Linked DNA regions of Mus musculus: region 2 is linked to region 1. Evidence: chromatin loops called from intact Hi-C (ENCODE). Cell type or tissue: gastrocnemius. All regions are shown on one strand. Each heading gives the region's core, and the rest is flanking DNA. Links, peaks and the distances in the headings are about the cores only.

What was found. Peaks named below come from ENCODE experiments on the same cell type or tissue, not always from the same donor. Only the 100,000 strongest peaks of a DNase experiment are listed, where the experiment ranks them.
Region 2: a loop joins it to region 1, with 5 times the contacts of the local background. A loop is called at or near these places in 2 of 42 quality-filtered maps.

What each region holds. Positions count from the first base shown.
Region 1 is chr11:107,722,254-107,732,298 of GRCm38, forward strand. No RefSeq gene overlaps it. Among named protein-coding and RNA genes, the nearest start is that of Cacng1, 11 kb to the left of the region's middle. In gastrocnemius, for the core only: a CTCF peak has its summit at 6,379; a DNase peak (open chromatin) is centred at 6,509; H3K27ac peaks cover 2,013 bases.
Region 2 is chr11:107,671,757-107,681,801 of GRCm38, forward strand. It overlaps Helz (helicase with zinc finger domain), which reads left to right. Exons shown (of 33, transcript NM_001368755.1): 31 at 773-1,289. Among named protein-coding and RNA genes, the nearest start is that of Mir6932, 39 kb to the left of the region's middle. In gastrocnemius, for the core only: a CTCF peak has its summit at 5,963 (motif pointing right); no DNase peak of the experiment used is centred there; H3K4me3 peaks cover 619 bases; H3K27ac peaks cover 788 bases.

The DNA of each region.
Region 1 (10,045 bases), core at 3,398-8,397:
ACAGTTATGAAGTAGCAACGAAAATAATTTTATGGTTGGGGATCACCCTAACATGAGGAAACATATTAAAGGGTTGCCGTAGCCTTAGGAAGGTTGAGGACCACGGTTCTAGAAGGAAGAATTTATTGGGGTTTACAGGTGCAGAGGGTTACAGTCCTTGACCATGAGGGTGGAGAACATGGCAGTAGGCAGGCATGGCATTAGGCAATAGGTGAGAGCTCACATTTTAAAACAACAGCCACAAGGCAGAGAGAGAGAGAGAGAGAGAGAGAGAGAGAGAGAGAGAGAAAGAGAGCTCATAATGGCATAAGCTTTTTAAACCTCATGGCTCACCCCCAGTGAGTCACCTCCTCCATCAAGGCCACACCTCCTAATCCTTACCAAACAGTTCCACCAACTAGAGACCCAGTGTTCCAGTGTATGAACTATTTATGGGGCCATTTGCATTCAAACCACCACACTTGCATCAAGGCTGTCTGTCCATAAGTGATGGAAATGAGACTGAAATGCTAGGATTGGTAGTTACCAAGTGAACCAAGTCAGGTGCCAAGAGGGAGAGGGCCTGTTTGGAAACCCCCCAGGTGTAGACACAAAAGGATTTGACGAGAGACTGACCGTGGGAAAGAGCAAAGACTGGGGTCATGGAGGCTGTGGCGGTTTGAATATGCTTAGCCCAGGAAGAGGCACTATTAGGAGGTGTGGCCTTATTGGAGGGGGTGTGGGCTTGTTGGAGGAAGTGTGTCACTTTGTAGGTGGGCCTTGAGGCCTCCTATGCTCAGGTTCCATCCAGTGTGGAAGAGACCCTCTTCCTGGCTGCCTGCAGAAAAGTTTCTTCCTGGCTGTCTTTGGATCAAGATGTAGAACTCCAGCACCATGTCTTCCTGCATGCTGCCCTGCTTCCCACCATGATGATAGTGGACTGAATTTCTGAAACTGTAAGCCAGCCCTAATTAAATGTTTGTCTTTATAGGAATTGCCTTGGTCATGGTGTGTCTTCAAACAATGGAAAACCTAACTAAGGCTTTGGTAGGCAGTGATGTTGTTGACTACAACATTATACTGGAGGGAGAAACTGAGGTTTAGGTTCAGATACTATGTTCCTTAGTCTAGTCTGTTGTTATAATCAGGAGCCTTAAAGGCAATGTCTTCGTTTGGTAGTACATCTCCTTTTTAAGTTACAGTCTAGGGTGTAGGGTGGTAGGGTGACCATTATCTTCCAGGAAACCATGCATCTAGGAATCTGCCCTCTTGTTGCTCTGCCATGCGAATTGTTCTCACTCGTGAGGTTAAAGCTGGCTTACTGTTGTCATAGAAGGCTCAAGAGGAAGAAAGAGTTTGCCAGTTCAAGTCAAATGTTCCAAATGAACACTCAAGTTGGGCAACACTCTTGAATTGGCAAGAATGTAAACTCACTGTTGCCAGTGGACTGGCGGGTCTATCTGTCCATTTGGAGAAAATCACAAGTAGGCAGACTGCAATTCCCTGAGAGTCAGCAATTTTGAGTGTAAGGTATAGGTTACTAGAAGACAGCAGCTGAGAAGATGAGGTGTGATGAAGACCCAGATGGAAAAGTGCCCGCTGATTTTTAATAACCAACAGACAATAAAGCAACACCACAAATATAATTTGTGATTATAGCCAAGGAATGGCTAGCAGGTAAGGAAGGACGGACAGCTCCCATAGGCCATTCCCATGACATGCTTAGCTTAGAAAGGAAGTTCACAGGAGAGCAAAGTTCTGAAGGGCTTGTAGGTTAGAAGAAGATTAATTTGCTATTTGAAAAGCTAAATCGAATGTGTTTATATCCTTGAGCAAGATTCAAGAAGCCTCCAGTTTCCTTGGTGACCTAGGAGATCAAATCAAGCGCGGAGTGAAGTATCAGGAGGGTTCAGGGAGCTGGGAAAGTCAATACAGCCGTTGTGAGGCTGGGGTGACAGCTTAGATGGGCCACCAAGAATGGTTGCTGGGAGTCAGCTTCGTGCTCAGGGAGTCGGTCAGTGATGTGCTAAGGCATGGCCAGGACCCCGTACTCATTTTCTGTTGCTTTTAGAACCGTCACACACTCAGTGGTTCAAAAGCTCCACATCCATCGATCCACTGTTCAGGCTGCTTCACCGGGAGGATGTGCACTGGCCATGTTCCTCCGGAAGTCCTGTGGGAAGCAAATAAACCCTCTGTGCGTGCGTGCGTGCGTGCGTGCGTGCGTGCGTGCCTGCGTCTCCGCATCTTCAAAGCCAGCAACTCTGCAGCTCTGACCTCTGCCTCCAGCACATTCCTGGATCTTCTGCCTCTCTCTTTACTTTATGAGGACTTTTGTGCTAGCACTAGGACCACATGGGTAATCTAGGGTAACCGCTTCAGCGCAAAATACTTAGCATTTTAAAAATGACTTACTGGATTATTCATGTATGTGTACATATATGTATCAGCATAGGAGAGAGGCTCAGAGAGCTAGGAGGCCAGGGAGTTAGTCATTGAGTGACTTACCTCACGGACAGTACTCTTCTTTCTTATGATCTGGGTGGGGCTCGGGGCATAAAGGAAGTTGGTCGCTAGAGATATCATCTCTGACACACGTGCAGGAATAGTGAAGAGGAGTTAGGGGACAACAGTGATAGGAAAGGATTGGGGTGTCCCATTCATGCCTGCAGAGGTTTTTTTGTCTGAGGGGAGGGTTTGGAGTGACCCACCTTTGGCACCGGATGCTGCCTCCTGTAACTCCAAACCTGGGAGTACAGGACTCTCGCTTTCCTGGCTTCTGTTCCTGAGAATATCTTGCCAGTTTTGTTGGAAGCTGCACGTCTCAGGCATCTCTCTTCCAGCATGTTTTCCTATAGGTCCCCAGAGCTCTCTTTTCCCTTACCACGTACCTTCTGGGGCTGGGCAGCTATACTGGGAAACTGGGCAGGAGCCTTTCCGGGTGGGTAGGGGAGGCGGGGTCGTTATAGGAGGCTGTGGAAATGGAAAAGAACTCAGCGGAGAGATCTGAAGATGTAAGGAGTTCTGGAGAGCATCGTGGAAATGGGGGATGGGTGGGAGGTGGGAGGGGAAATAGAGCTAGGGTAGAGCCCCAAAGACAGCCATCTTGAAAGCAACTACAGCAGAATCCTTGCTACCACATCTTGCAACCACCATTCCCAGTCAAGAACAGAAATATTTTCTCTTGAGCTCAGAAAGGGTTTTCCATCTCCTGAGACTTCCACTTTTTTCCCTTGCCATCCAGACTCCCCCCACCCACCCCCAATGGGGGGGGTCTAGGCTATGAAACAGAGAAAAACCACGGGGCTCTGGCCCAGTTGAACTAAACTGAGAACCCTTCAGTGTGTGTGTGTATGTGTGTGTGTGTGTGTGTGTGTGTGTGTGTGTGTTTGCCTTCTGAGAGTTAGTTCCCCACCTGATGTAAAATCCCAGGGTCATCCCACAGGCTTAGTGGCAAATGCCTTTACCCACTGAGCCATCTTGTCAGGCCTCCAGTCTGTATTTAGTGGCTGTCTGATGTTCCTAGGTTTGGAGTGATTTACCTCTCAGCTCTGTTAGCTGATGGGCTAGGCTATATGGTGGGGGAGAGGGGAATGCACTTGGGAGTGTGGCTGAGGACAGGCAAGACTATGGTCTGCTGGGATGAAGCATCTTAGGATATAGAATTACCTAGCAGTAAAGGTTCTAGGCATGTCTGGGAGGATCCTCCAGACTAGGTTAGTCAATGGGTGTGTCTGTGAGACATCATCTAGATTAGGCTGGCCTCTGAGTATGTCAGAGAAGGATCATCTTGCTCAGTGATTCTCAACCTTTCTAATGCTAGGACCCTTTAATGCAGTTCCTCATGTAGTGGTGACCCGCCTCCGCCCCGCCCCTGCCCAGCCATAAAGCTATTTTTGTTTCTCTCTCATTTCTATAATTTTGCTGCTGTTATAAATTACAATGTAAATATCTGTGTTTTCTGATGGTCTTAGGTGACCCCTGTGAAAGGGTCTTTTGACATCCAAAGGGCTCACGACCCACAGGTTGAGAAACCCTGGTCTAGTTTATTTTAATTTAGATGTGAAGACCCACCCTGAATGTGGGTGGCATCATCCAAAGGGCTGGGATCCTGGGCTGAATAGAAAGGAAAGTGTGCACGAAGCCCTGTGACCTCTCTCAGCTTCCTGATCGTGGATGTAAGGTGGCCAGCCACCTCAGGCTCCTGCCACGTCATGATGGACTGCATCCTCAAACCGAGCAGTAAAAGAAACCCTTTCTTCCTTCTGTTGCCTTTGTCAGTTTTTTTTTTTTTTTATCATAACAGGGAGGAAAAATAACTAACACCTCAGGTGTGGAAGCCTGGGGTTTTCATCAGCCTCAGGGTTAAGGATGGAAGCCCTGACTGAGAGGTCACCAGATCTCCACCAACTGGAGGTCGAGAATCCTGGGTCTCGGGTCCAGTCAGGTGCCATCTGCCGGTAAGCAAATAGCAATGTTCAGCAATAGGACACCAATCAAATATCCATCTCTCTGTCGTTTGTAGCCACTAAATATTGGTTTTTATGTTGGGCCCATAGCTCAGTGGTGAAGGTCATGTTTAACATACTTGAGGCTCTGGGTTTTATTCCCAGCACAGCAAACCAAAAATATTTTTTTGAAGAATACTTAAAGATGTTGCTGGGGGGACTGGGATGCAGCTCAGCTGCTGGAACACTTGGATAGGATGCACAGAGCCTTGAATTCAACCCCCTCCCCACACACATTGTTTAACTTGCATGTGGTGGTATATACCTGTAATGCCAACACTTTGAGAGGTAGAGGCAGGAGAATCAGAAGTTTGAAGTTATCATACATAATTTCCAAGCTGGCCAGGGACACATGAGGTCTTGTAAAAAATGCTGTGAGAAGAGTCTTGTGATCAAAACCAGCAAATAGAGACAGAGGCATCTATCTCCTTAAGCTATGGCTCCTCTGACCCCTCTCTGTGTATGCATGCATGCATGCTCACATGCATGTTTTAATCTCTGTGTAGTGTATTCGTGTACATGTGTGTGTACTTGTATATGTACGCAGAGGTCAGAGGTCAGCCCTGAGTGTCTTCCTCTAGCATTCTCCATCTTCATTTGAGACACGGTCTCTCACCGAACTTGAAGCTCATTGATTTAGCCAGAGTGGCTGGCTGGCAGGACTCATAAGGTTCTCCCTATCTCTGCCCATCTCAGCACTGGGGTAAGGGTGTGCGCTGCCATGCCTGACTTTTTCTGTGAGTTTTGGGATCCCAAAACTCAGGTCTACTAACTGGACAACCCCTTATAACTTTTTATTTTTTAAAGGCAAATGTATTAACTATAAACAATTTTTTTTGTTGTTTTCGTTTTGGCTTTTCAAGACAGGGTTTTTCTGTGTAGTCCTGGTTGTCCTGGAGCTCACTCTGTAGACCAGGCTGGCTTTGAACTCACAAAGATCCATCTGCCTCTGCCTCCTGAGTGCTGGGATTAAAGGAGAAAGGCACCACTGCACAACTTAACCATAGAAATTTTAAAACAGAAATGTGTGTGTGTGTGTGTGTGTGTGTGTGTGTGTGTGTGTGTTGTGTGACAGATTTGGTTATTACAATTTTATTTGTAGGTTCTGAGTATTCCTCTGGCACTGGTATGTCCCCTAGAATGCTACTCAGGGGACAAAGGTTAGAGAGGACAAGCCTCTCCCCTTCAGGTAGAAGCAGCAGGTGGGGTCCTTAAAGCCAGCTCCAGTGGCTCCACTTTGGTGACACAGGACAGGTCCTCTACTTGTACAGCCAGGCTTCTGGGGCCCCTGGGCTTTTTCAGCTTGGTGTGTGAGCTTTATGAAGTCAGAAATTCCCCAGGAGGGAATAGAGGTTGCTGGATGGGACTTGAAGAATAATATCCATTACTATCCACAAGTCTGGGGCACATGAAGGTGAAGTAAGCGGCTGTCAGTGGAAGGAGCTGGCCATAGGAAGGCTCTACCAGACGCAGGTATTCTGTCCAAGAGCAATGGGTGTGGGCAGGTCTGGTTCTCAAGTGTTGTTCTAGAACAATCCAACACTGGAAACTCCTTGAGAGCTTTCGGTAAACGCTCTTGAGCCTTCAAATCCGATCTTTAAAAAAGATTTGCATTTATTATCTTAATTATGTGTAGAGTAGATGTTTATGTCTACATGTGGGCATGTATCCCTGCGGGCAGGTACCTGCAGAGGCCAGAGGTAATCCGATCTTTGGAGCTGGAGTTACAGTTAGTTGTGAGCTGCCTGATGTGGATGCTGGAGAATGAACTCAGGTCCCCAGTAACAGTAGTACCTACTCGTAACCATTGAGCCATCTCTCCAGCCCTTCAGATGAAATGTCTAAACTGGATTTTTTTTTTTTACAGCAGTTCCTTGTTTAGAATCTAACTCATTCTCTCAAAGGCCCCTGGTGGCAAGTCTCCTTGTCTGCAAGCAGGGATGGGGCTGTGACAGGCTGATGGTTGCCCATTGCTGCTGCCCTAGGGGGAAGGGCTGGGATTTGTCAGGACCTTTCCTGGCCCTTGGCCACAGTGCCGCAGCTGCCGGATGTGGGCAGGCTGGGAAGACACCCCCGAGCTGTGTGCCCGTGTGTCACGCTGGGCAATGCTTCTGAGCTTGTTCAACCCTATAACACTGTTTCCAAAATTCAGGGACAGACTTCAAGGAGGCTCCCCATCCTTCATCCCCCGACAGGGGCCATTTCCCCCTTTCCTTTCCTAACCCCCGATTTCTAATCTGGAAATGCATGGCTCAACAATCAAGAGGAAAAAAAAAGTCAGAAATCCTCCCATGTGGTAGGAAAAAGGAACGTGGAGAATTAGAAAAGTAAAGGTCTTAGGTTTGTTGTCTAGACACAAGTCCCCTGCAGCTGCTGTGTGGTCTCACAGGAGTGACCATCCTGTTCTGTGCCTTGGTTTTCCTCTCTGCAGTCAGGCTAGCGTGCAGCTCTTTGCCTTGGCTTTACTGATGTTTGCAACAGTCCATTCCGAGGGTAAGAGGCTATTCTGGGCACTGAACAAGATTTAGCAGCGTCCTTTGTGCTCCCAGAAGACCCACATGCAACCACTTCAAGGAGAAACGTCTCAGGTGTTGGCAAGTGCCCACCATGGCGCAAGATCTCTTTTCCCACAGGAGAGCCACTGGGCAGGGCGGCTTTCTTTCTTTTAGTAGTTATGAAATTAAAAAGGTTGCCTTGCTTTCTTTCATTTCTTCTACACACTCTCCCCATCTTTGAAATTGATTCCTCTATGCTGGGCAGGTGGACGAGGCCAGGCCAGGCCAGGCCAGCTAGCTGGTCATGTGCTCACTGGTGTTGTGTTCTTGTGTAATAGAGGCATGGGCTCAAACCTGTTCCTCACTTGAGAAGAGTGTGACATGGGTCCATCTTATACCAAAGACTGGAACAGAGTCCTCTGCTTCTATATCCGGAGCAAAGATGTGGCCAGATAATCATGTGAGACCCAGGGAGGGGCTCAGGACACATAGAGGTTGGTACTGTCACAGGCAAAGACTTCACTTTTAAGTGCGCATACCTCAAAAGGTTTGGGAGTAGAAAGGCAAGAAAAGGTTCCAAAGGTGTCTGCTTGGGGCAGAGCCTGGCCAGCTGTCCCCCTAACTCTTTTCCCCTCCTGTAGGTCACAGCCCTACTTTCTCTTGTGCTTGGATGTAGCCATGTGACTGTGTTCTGCCTGACAGTGAGCGAAAAGGAGGTCACATTCAAACCCAAATCACCTGCTTTCAAATTCCACCTGCCACAGGGCAAACTCCACAGCCTGGGCTGGAGTCTCTGCATGACAGCATAGACCAGGGCCTGTCTCCACGCTCTACTGGGTGGACTTCACATGGGAAATGAAGTTCTTTTAGCTTCATCATTAATACTTGGGGCTGTTAAGCGTATAGTTGGCCTTCTCTTATGTAATACAATGAAGGCTATACATTGAAGGCTAGAATGGAAGCTACTGAGCTAGCCCAGGGCTGGGCGGGGAGTGTTTTTGAGTTTTCTTCTTTTTAGAAATGGATGCAAAGCCAGGCATGGTGGCACATGCCTTTAATCCCAGCACTGGGGAGGCAGAGGCAGGCGGATTTCTGAGTTTGAGGCCAGCCTGGTCTACAAAGTGAGTTCCAGGACAGCCTGAGCTATACAGAGAAACCCTGTCTCGAAAAACCAAAAAAAAAAAAAAAAAAAAAAAAAAAAAAAAAGTGGATGCAGGCTGGCAATGGTAGCACACATCTTTAATCTCAGCACTTGGCAGACAGAGGCAGGGGGATCTCTGTGAGTTTGAGGCCAGCCTGGTCTGCAAAGCAAGTTTCAGGATAGCCAGAACCATTACACAGAGAAACCTTAACACAAAAAGCTACAAATAAAAACCAACCAACCAACTAACCAACACAAATAAGACAAATGTCTCTCTGTGTGTGGGGTAGTGGTTCAAATGTGTGCATGTATACATGGAGACCATCCTCAGAAACCCTGTCCCCGTTCTTTGAGGCAGGGTCTCTCATTGACCTTGAAGAGCACCTGATTGGCCAGAGGGAGCACCAGGGATACTCCGGACTCTGCCTTCCCAATACTGAGACTGTCAGAACCCACCACCTTAGGCTGGGCATCGTTAAGTGAGCCCTGGGGATCGAATTCAGGTCCTCAGGCTTTCAAGGCAGGCACTCTACTGACTGAGCCTCACCCCTTCCCCAGAGCCCTGAAATTTTATTTTCATTAAGGAACTACAGCATTGGTTTCTGTGTTGGTTCTAAAAGACCTATCTCTGCAAATTATGGAGGCAGCACTTTCAGCTCGGCTAAACACATGGCCACATGACTGCAGGAGGTGGCGGAGAGTCCCTAAATGCAGCCTGGCACGAGAGTCAGCCCAGGATGGCTGCACAGCTTCTGCTGAGACAGGGTTTCCTCCAGGCTAAGAATAAACAGTGGACATGGGTGTTTGGCACAAGGTGCTAACTCCAGGCAGAACTGGCTCCAGGCTAACAACACAGCCAGTCTACATTATGGTCACTGGTGGGGCTTGGCAAAAGCCCGAACTCCCCAGGCTGTGGGACCTGATGGCTCAACATACTCAGGGACATGTGTTTGAAAGAGGGATAAGAAACCAGGACAGAGTTCAGACAGGCTGGGAGAGGGCAGAGGTATGGGGAAAACAGATCTCAGTCCTTAGCGTGGTGCCCTTCCCTGGAACCAGGATGCAAGAAGCCTTTGAAAAAGGGAGGAGAGCATGGTTTGAGAGAGACCAGCAGAGCCAGCCCATCACTCGGGAAGAAAATTCCAGATCGCAGTCCTACGAGACAGGAATGGTGCCATGGGATAGGGAGGTGGGCAGAACTAAGGGAAATCACTAATAATCTTCCTTCAGGCCTCTGATACCCAGCAAAAGCCACTCGAGGGAGAAGCTGGTGACTCATAGCAGTTGTTGGAGCCTGTGCAATCTGCCAAGTATAGCTTGGGTGGATGGGGTCAACCTTGTGCTTCTCTCCCTCTCTTACCCTGCCCCTCCCTGTGCAGGGGCAGTGGCAGCTGGCTGCCCCGACTGTGTTGTATGTGTGTGTGTGTGGGGGGGGGGTGCAGGGGTGTGGAGGCTGTTCAGTGCTTTACCAGCAAAGGGAAGCCTGCTGGCCATTTTTCTCAGCTAGTGTCTCCTTCAAGAAGGCCTCTTGCAACCTGGTCCCAGGGAAGGACACCAAACTAGGAAGCTGAGTCCTGTTGATGGCATATCTTTGTCCAGGCCACCTAAACTCTCTGTCCTGGTTACCCAGCCCCCTTTCTTACCATCTTATAAAGATACCGAGGAAAAAGTGTCCCTGGGAATCCTTAGCTACAAGTTGCCATGCCCTGGGGAGTTCAGGGCTTTGCCAAGTCCCATCATTAGCTCAGCTGCTCCCAGCTTATCCATGGTAAAGCATCTCAATGGCAAAGCACCTGCAGACTAAACGGAGTCTGGTCCTCAGATTCAAGACAGAGACCTCAGTCTTGTTCACATGGTGTCTGCCCCCACCCCCTCACCCTCTTTCTCTTGGGTGCCCCACGTAAGTCCTACACCTGGGACAC
Region 2 (10,045 bases), core at 2,958-7,957, 51 kb before region 1:
CCACTGTTACTGTGGCCCTTTAAGGTTTTTTATTCATTTTTGTTTTGTTTTGTTTTAACATTTTTTTCTATTTTTATTTTTTATTTTTATTTTTCCTTAAATTTCATGTGTATGAGTATTTTGCCTACTGCATGGTCTGAGTACTGTGTGCATGGCTGGTGCCTGAGGAAGCCAGAAGTGGGCATTGGATCCCCTAGAGTTACAGGTGGTTGGGAGCCACCACATGGGTGCTGAGACCTGAACCTGAGTCCTCTGTAAGAGCGCAAGTGTCCTTAACTGGTGAGCTCTCTCTCCAGCCTCTTAGTTACTGATTTTGTGTATGTGTATGTGTGTGTGTGTGTGTGAGTGTGGGGTCAGAAGACAGCCCACGGGGTGTTGGTCCTTCTACAGTGTGTCTTCCAGGGCTCACCTTGTCAGATTTAGTGGCCAGCATCTATATCTGCTGAGCTGTCTCCCTATCCCTTTCCAGTTTTTATGTTGAAGCAAGAATGGATCTTTTCATGCAAAGGTTAAAAACAACAACAACAAAGCAAAAAAAAAAAAAAAAAAACCAACCAAAGACCAAAAACCAAAAAGCAGTTAGGTAATTGTTGTCTTTCCCAATGGGATCCAGTTCAGTAACTCTTGGGTGCCAGTTTGGGATTAATTTATGCCAACCTTAATTAGGTCCTGTGATTTGGTTTGCAGAAATGACACTGGAGGTTGACTCTGCTCCCCTTAATGTGGTGGGGACTCTCCACTGCCTTCCTTCACACTCTCTGTCTCCATGTAGGTTTCAAGACTTACTCAGAGAGCTGTCCCATCGGGATCAAGGTGACACTGGAGAACTAGCTGAAATGCCACCACCTCAGTCAAGACTTCTGCAGTACAGACAAGTTCAGCCTAGAAGTCCGCCAGCGGTCCCGTCTCCCCCTTCCTCCACAGACCACAGTAGCCAGTTTGCTAACTTTAATGACAGCAGCAGAGACATTGAAGTAGCCAACAGCCCAGCATTCCCGCAGCGCCTCCCGCCTCAGCTATTTGGCTCCCCTTTCTCGTTGCCATCTGAACACCTTGCCCCTCCTCCTCTGAAATACCTGGCTCCGGAAGGAGCATGGAATTTTGCTAACTTGCAGCAGAATCACTTAATAGGGCCGGGCTTTCCCTATGGCCTACCTCCATTGCCTCCCAGGCCACCACAGAACCCTTTTATACACATCCAGAACCATCAACACGCTGCTGGTCAAGAGCCATTTCACCCACTGTCATCTCGAACAGTGTCTGCTTCTTCGCTCCCCAGCCTAGAAGAGGTAACCTTTCAGTGCTCTTCTGTCTGGGGATTAGCTGGCTGTGAGCAAACACTGCCCCTGTGAATCGTGTTTACCCACTTGATAAAAGGATGTTTCACCAGACAGAGTATCTTTAAAAAATAATCTTTTTTGAAAATTATTTTAACATGTATCTTTTTGTGCTGTTTCAGGTTTTATAGGTGGTATTGTTGAAACATTAAGTCACTTAAAAGTATTTTATCACTGTTTTGGCATGTTTTTACATCGGAGGACTCTATATCTGAATAGTGTTGGCCTTTCTAATCTCAGGACATGGACCTTAGTGGCTTATCTTTTATTAGGTTGATCTTGCTAACTAGTACTTTTTAAAGGTACTGTTATTTCTAGTGAGTGGCATTTCCAAGCACTGGTTCTCTCTGTCTTCCTGAGCTTTTTGTAGGATGATATGTATGAAGGTAGTAGGCACATAGTCAGACCAGTTTCCAAATGCCTGAACATTTAGTCAATTAACATAAGGCCGGCTGCCAAGGGAGTGTCGGGAGACAGAGACAGCTTTGACCGAGATAACTCTCACTGATGGGAAGCTTGTCGTGATTTCAGGGGTTAACTGCCAAGGTGGGGCTAGAGAGATGCTCAGCACTGAAGAACTCTGAGTGCTCTTCCATAGGACCTGGGATCACTTCCCAGCACCTACATGATGATTCACAACCTTCTGTAACTCCAGTTCCAAGGGAGCAGTTGCGTCTTCTGGATTCTTTAGAAATCTGCAGGCAAAACATGCATACACATATCAAAACAAGCTTCCCAATTGTACAATGTGTCGACTGTTATTGTCTAGCAGTTCCCAGTCAGCTTATAGCAACTAAGGATCAGAGAGTGTAAAGGGATGGTAGGTAATTGTTTAGAGGTGTTTTATTAAAACAAGGTAAAGTTACACTTTTATTTGGGCTCAGTATGTGGCCTAAACTGGTCTTGTATTCAAGTCCTCTGATCTTGGCCTCTCACCCTTGGATTGCAGGCATACACCCCCAAACCAGGCAATGGTGAAATGTGAATTAAACATCTTTCTTTGAGACAGGATCTCAGTGTGAGTTTGAGATGGCCTTGAAGCAGAAATTGTCCTTCTGAGCTCCGGGATTACAGGCTTGAGCCACCACAGCTGGCTGACATGTTCTGATGTAATCTTCCAGGGAGTCAAAGCAAACCCTAGTTCTGTGAGGACGAGGCCTCCTCTGCCCCCCGCAGACAGGGCTTACTTTCAAGGCTGCCACAGGGCTGAAGAACAGAGAGTACGACCTTTACCACAGAACGTGTTGTTTTTATGAAATAAATTCTCTGGTTTTTCTTGACTAAATATTCTCATTGAAGCTGCAAGCTTTTAGTTTCTTAGCTCAAAGAGTTGTTTGATGCATTTGAGTGTTGTTTGTTTTTTTAAAGATTTATTTATTTACGATATGTAAGTACACTGTAGTTGTCTTCAGACACACCAGAAGAGGGCATCAGATCTTGTTATGGATGGTTGTAAGCCACCATGTGGTTGCTGGGATTTGAACTCAGGACCTTTGGAAGAGCAGTCAGTGTTCTTAACCGCTGAGCCATCTCTCCAGCCCCCGTGTTTGTTGTTTTTAAGGAGAAGGACTGAGCTGCTTTCCCAGTCCCAAGTGTGGCCACACCTCTCTTGCTGGGTGCATACCTAACACCGGTGTGAGGACCATGTCCCAGTTCTCATGGGCGTCACAGTGTATATTTTGCAAGTAACTCTTCATACTGAGTAAATCTGCTTGAATCACTGATCTTCTTAAGTTGTCCATGGTTTTGGAGTTTAAGTTCTTTATTCTCTGATGTTTTCAGCGATGGTCTCTTTGTGTCACTGTGAGTATATAAATAGGTGTCTTCATTTGTCACTGACTTCGTTCACTTTGCAAAAACACTTGGTCATCTTGCTTCTTACACTGGGTTCGTGAGCGATGACTAAGTTGCAGCAATTGAAGAAATTCTTTGACAGGCCAAACATTATTTTTACCACATTGTGGATTTTTGACATTTTCAATGTATTAGGGTAATTTCTGTGTGTTCAAAGTGATTTTGCATGAATCATCTCCCACAGTGAATGGCATATGCTCTCACTGTTTATTTCCAACCATTTAAAGCAATTTCTTTAACTTTAACAATTCAAAGAAAGTTGTTTTTTTTTCCCCTACTGTGGATTCTTTTGTTGCCAGAAACCTTGGCAGATTAATCTCAGGGGATGAAAGTGCTCACCCTAACCGCTTACCTTGAGTGCAGATTTGTCCTTGTCCCTGCACTAGTTGGAGCCCCACCGCTAACTAGACCTAGCGTTCTTGTCAAACAACAGAGTCTTCACCTAGCGTTGCGTTGTGCTCCTGTTTCAGTGAAGAGCAAATGCAGTCCGCAGAGCTCTGGTCTTAGCTGGCTGCCTCCCAGGGCTCGGGATGTGGTGACTTTTGGGTGCCGTTGAAAGTTTTCCCAGGCTGGAGACATGGCTAGTGTTAAGGGCACTTACTGCTCTTACAGAGGACCAGGGTCCCAGCACCCACTGTGGCTCACAACTGCCTACAACTCCAGCCCCAGAGGACCAGACGCCCTCCCGGCCTCTGCAGGCTCCTGCATGCACATAGAGCACATGTGTTCATGCAGGCTTACACATACATGTACACAGAACGATTGCTCTTGAAGGCTGATTTTGATATGTGTGAAAATGTTCATTTTGCATGATGACTGATAGTCTCACCTCTGAGGAAGCCACTCTCCAGGGTATCCTGTAGTGAAGTCACTTTCCGGACTTGGTGCTTGTTTTCCTCCTGCAGTCTCTGTTCTGTACCCGAGTGACACTCTCAATTCAGACGAGGCTTAATGCTGTGACTGTGAACCTGGAGGTAGTGTGACGTCCCTCTTCCTCTTCCTGTTTCTATATTGTGTGGAAGAGGAGGCGAGACTGTTTTAAGACTTTCCTACTAGAAGTTTAGAATATCATTGTCAATTCTTTCTCTTCCTTATATACCTCTAAAACCTCCTTTAGATTTCTATTTGAAGTATATTAAACGTATAGCTTAAATTGGAAGGACTTTTTCCCTGAAGTGCTTTGGGTTGCTCCTTTAGGGAACAGTGTGCTCTCCCATGTGTTGGTTGTTCTCCCTCTCTCCGCTCTCGACCGTTCGTTTTGTGTGTTTCTCTTTAAAATCTTCCGTGTTGTCAGTTCTGGTTCCTTGGGATGCTGTTTTGTCTCATGCTCTGCTCATTGTTGTAGTGCAAGCTTCTCCCATTATACCTCCCAGGCGTTTCATTGTGAAAACAAATCCTCATTCTCCTTAAGTGGCCGTAGATTTGTCAAGTTAAGAACTTCCGTTTCCCGCAGCCTGGCAGTGCTGACACTGGCACAAAGCGCGCTTCTCCGTCTCAGATGCGCTTCACTCTGAAATAGTCTGATTAAAGAAATAAATGGAGAAAATGAAAAATCCTCTTCAGATTGTCACTGTACCAATAAGAACTGGTTTCTGAAATTGCACATTTTTGTTTGCAGTGATGATATTATCATAGCAGCCTCCTTAGAGAATTGGCTCCCTCCCGGCTAGGGGTGTGGCTGGTAGTGGAGAGACTGCTCACTCAGTCTTCTGGTCCCGGGGAGGGGCGGGGGGTGGGGGGTGGGGAGGTGGGGGGGTGGCACAGCGGTGCTCCCGGCTGCTCATTCTGGTTGGTGGTCAGTCAGTCAGCGTTAAAGAGGACTGTGCCTCTGTTGTGGCCCTGCCTTGGAATACTTCCTGTTTTAGGTCCCGGCTGTTGAACAGTTTGCTTATTTTCATGTTTCTCTCTAGCACCTGTGGTTTCGGCATTAGTTAGTTTGGATTTCACTGTGTTCTCCAGCCATGCTTGCTCCTGAGTTCCCCTTCAGAGCCAAGTGTTATGCTGGAGGGCTGTCATCCTGACCAAGGGCTGGGAGATTTCACCTCTCCTCCCTGTAGATGTACATATTGATGGCTTGTGATTTGTGTTGTGTAACCAGCTGGAGATAATTGTCTTCTTACCTCAGTAAAAGGTGGTGCCTGAAAAACCTCCTAGAACAAGACATAGTCATCAACAGATCAGTAAGCTAGAGCGCTCTTCGTGCCTAATTGTCAAAGCTAATCACTGAGATGAGCCATTGGGCCTTAATTAAAGCCCCTGGCACCATAATGTGAGCTGGGATCCCACTAGAGCACTCAGTCTTACCTTGGTGATTGGCCTTGGGGCATAATTATAAATATAGAAGTTTTTATTACTATGCTAACCTTTCCTCCAGTCATTTATTTATATGCATTCATATGAAAGAATTTGCTGACCTTAACATTACAGATAGGTCTTAGACTAGTAAGCAAGCTGGGAATTTTACTTAAATTGCCAACTATATTAATATAAATTTGTACACAAATTTAGTAACTTTCTTACGTATAGTTCATATTAACTATAGTTCACACATTCATGTTTTTGAAATATTAGTATTACAGCTTAGTATTTATAAAGAAGTACTAGCCCTAAAATTTTAAAGTAACAATCACGTTTGGTGACATAATGATGTCATAGTTCAACAGGGAGAATTTTTTAAAAAGTGTTTTTATTTTGTGTTTGTGAATGGTTGCCTGTGGGTGTGTGTATGTGTACCATGTGTGTGCCTAGTGCCTAAGGAAGCCACAAGAGGGTGTTGGTTCCCTGGAACTGAGCTGTGAATAGTTGTGAGCTGCAGTGTGGATGCTAGGAACTGAACCCTGTTCTGCAACAGGGTTCCCTGAGAGCACTTATTTTAACCCCTTGTTTACCACTTATTTTAACCCCTTGTTTACCGTCATCATTATTGAGTAGTAGGGATTAAAGCTAGACCCTCATGCATACTAGACCAAGCGCTGCTTCCTGAGCTATAGCTCAGCTGTGTTTTCACTTTAAAATAGAGTCTTACCAAGTCATGCAGGCCAGCCATGGGCTTGGTGTCCATAGCCAAGTTGGACTTGAACTTTCCATCCTCCTGCCTCAGCCTCATGAATAACTGGGGTAACAGACTTGTACCGACAGACCTGGCAATTCATTCTTTTCCTTTTTTTTTTTTTTTATTGCATGTATTTTATTTGTGTGTGTTTGTGTGGGGGTATGGGGGTGAAAGAGAGATTTTAGGTCAGAGGAGAGCCCGCTGGAGTCATCCTCTGTGTTGTCAGGCTGGCCAGCAAGCTTTACACTGAGCCATCTCAGCAGCTCCTGGGAACTTAGTTTTAAAGGAGACTGAGGCACAAAGATGTTGATCTTATCTGGGGTCGTCATTAATGAAGTGGAGGCTCGTGCTTGGCAGGAAAGTGTAGGGGACAAGGAGTAACTACAGCTCTCATGATGCTGGGGCAAAGCACATGTTCCTGGGACAAAGAGTTACATTTTTAGCCATCTAAAATTTCCCCTTGTTGTGGGAGTGGAAGGAGCAATTCTTCCATTCTGGAAATCTATCTCATTCTAACTGCTGAATGTTCGGATTTTCAGATGACGAACTCTGAGCCCTCAAATCTCCGAAATTAACAATAAGCAATTCATTTTCCAGTACTAAGAGCTGAGCGAAAGTTCTCGGATGCTCTTCTTTTGAAAAGCTGAAAATCTTAATTGTGGTCATTTTGATCCTTCAGAGAGAAAGCTCATTGCTCCAAGTTGAAGGTTCTTCTGAATTGTTTCATATCCTGCTCAAACTGGCTCTGTCTTCTTGTAAGAGGTGGCTGGATGGTCCAACTGTCCACACTAAGGATGAGTTAAGAAGTTGAGGCAGCCCAGAGTGCCACAGTAATGCAGACAGACTTCTCTCAGCTGTAGTGTTGCCTTGGTTCTAGTGTCTCCTCCGTGACTCACTGTTTGGGTGTAGGAAAACACGGTGGGCAGACTCCCAAGTGTCCTTTCCTGAGAGGGGCTTCTTGCACGGGGCGTCTCTTCATGTGGAGCCGAGCTGACGAGTGCTCTGGTCGGAGGCACAGGTGTGTATCTCCCTGACCTGCCTGCAGGTCACGGAGACACAACATCCCAGACATCCCTCGGCCACCTGAGGTCATCCCATCCTTTGGTAATCTTCATCCTGAGCTTTCCTTGTCTTTCCTTCTGAGACTTCTGTCTCAGATGCTGGATGTCTAGGATTCTCCAGGTCTCTTTTTTCCCTTGTCATATTTTAAAATGCTATTTCCTAGGTGGGGGAATAATTTCTTTTTCAAGTTCGTTTGTCTTTCTATTATATTTTACATTGGAATTTTTTGGTGAGAGAGGCTTAGTGAATGGAATGAAGCTTTTCCATCATTAAGAAAAAAAAATTAAGCAATTATTTTCATCACCTTCCCCGCCCCCCCACCCCCCCACCCCCAGTCCAGTGCTGACCATTGCCCCGGGGCTTTGTACATAGTATGCAGGCACTTTACCTCCTATCCAGACCATTACCCATAGACCTTTGTTTTTTGTCTACAATTGTAATACGTAGTCTATGAATATCACTAGGGCTTATTGTTTTATTTTGCTTTATATTTGAAATAAAACTAAGTTAGAGCTGGGTGTGGTGGCATATGCCTTTAATCCCAGCACTTGGGAGGCAGAGGCAGGTGGATCTCTGAGTTCGAGGCCAGCCTGGTCTACAAAGTGAGTTCCAGGACAGCCAGGGCTATACAGAGAAACCCTGTCTCAAAAAACCAAAAAAAAAACCTAAGTTAATATTTTGAGAAGCACTTTTGGGCATCAGTTTTCACTTGACTCAGCCCTTGTCTGTCACACTGTAATCCCTTCATCCTGCTTTTCTCTTTTTAGATGTCTTTGTACCACACGGTAGGTATGCTACTTCCAGGGTAAGATTATAAGCTTGTGGGGATTTAAATTAAAATGTTAGTGGAGCTCGAGAGTGTTTCATAGCTGGAAGTTTCTTCAAATGGTGAGAAAATGAAAAAGATTCATTTAAATAAATAATCAGTTATTGCCAGAGCCTGACAAATACAGAGGCGGATGCTCACAGCCAACCATTGGCCTGAGCATGGGGTCCCCAATGGAGGAGTTAGAGAAAGGACTGGAGGAGCTGAAGGGGTTTGCAACCCCATAGGAAGAACAACAATGTTGTCAACCAACCAGACCCCCCAGAGCTCCCAAGGACTAAACCACCAACCAAAGAGTATACATGGAGGGACCCATGGCTCTAGCCTTGTATGTAGAAGAGGATGGCCTTGTTGGGCATCAGTGGGAGGAGAGGCTCTTGGTCCTGTGAAGTCTCGATGCCCCAGTGTAGGGGAATGCCTGGGTGAGGAGGTGAGGATGGGTGGGTGGGTGGGAGAGCACCCTTATAGAAGCAGGGGGTGGGGGATGGGATAGGGGGTTTCTGGAGGGTAAACTGGAAAAGGGGATAACATTTGAAATATAAAGAAAATATCCAGTAAAAAAAGAAAAATAATAACCAGTTATTAAATATGATATTCTAACAGTTTTCATGATACAGAAAGACATCTATGACTTTTAAAAAAGATTTATTTTTATTTTATGTGCATTAGTGTTTTGCTTGCATGCATGTAAGTGTGCTTGTCTGGTACCCACAGAGGCCAGAGAGACTGCCAGATCCCTTGGCCCTGAGTCATGGGTGATTGTCAGTTACCTTGTGGGTACTGGGAACTTAACCCAGGCCCTTTGCAAGAGCATTGCATGTTCTGAACTGCTGGGTCATTTCTTCAGCCACTGTCTATGAGATGTTAATAAGAAAATTTCAAGCCAAATATAGTACAGTTTGTTTTCAGTGAATGTGCATATTCAAGTGCAAGTGGAAGAAGGTGCACGGGGATGTGTGGTTTCTCATACTGGGGATGGTAACTTGGGCTGAGGTGAGATGCCAGGCACCAGTCTGACCCACTGCTTGTAGTAGTTCTCAGCAAACTTCCTGCATAGCAGCTGTTGATGGCTGTGGCTTTAGTCTTTTGTTTCAGTAGAGATGCCAAATAGTACTTCTAAAGTTTAAAAATTTTTATTCTGCATTTTTTTTCTTATGAAGGAGAACATTGAATGTGATAAAATACTAAATACTAAAATACAGTCTATATGGAAAAGGCAGATAAATAATTTATTGTCCTGTATTCATTCGTAGGCTAGTAATTCAGTGTGTTAGCAGGATGCAAGGATGGCTGTTGAGGCTTTTTTCTTCTTGTTTTCACTTTGAATGTCATTCTGAATCAAGCATCATTATGTATTTGAATTTTCAACGTATTGTAGTTACACTTTTTGCTATCTTATTCTGTATCTGGACCCTACTCTTTTATGAATCCCATTCTGGTTCCTGTTTTCCAGATGTCTGTGTATAATGCAGATCAATGCTTATTGTGTGTTAGAAAGTAAGAATGCAGCAGTTTGAATTCATGTATCGCTGCCACAGCAACATCAGAGTGAATGTGTAATGCTTAAAGTAGAAAGGAAACAAGATGCCAATCCTAAGCCTCCACCTTCAGAAATTGTACAAGGAAGAGCAAGATAAACTCCAGGAAGGGAGACTGATGAAGAGAGTCAGTACTGCAGAGAATACTAGAGAAGAAAGAGTCGGTGAAACCCACAGTTGGTTCTTTGTAAAGGGAAAGTAGATAGCATTTAGCAAGACTAGCAAGGGTCTAACTTCTGCATGCCCCTTTTTCTGTCTCACTCTGCCCGCTTAATACCTAGATGTCATTATGGAACCTCATGCATGCCGCTGGTTAGTGCTGAAACTCGTCTCTGCTTTGAATCCCGTGAATCCATGAGTTGAAGGCCGTAAAGGT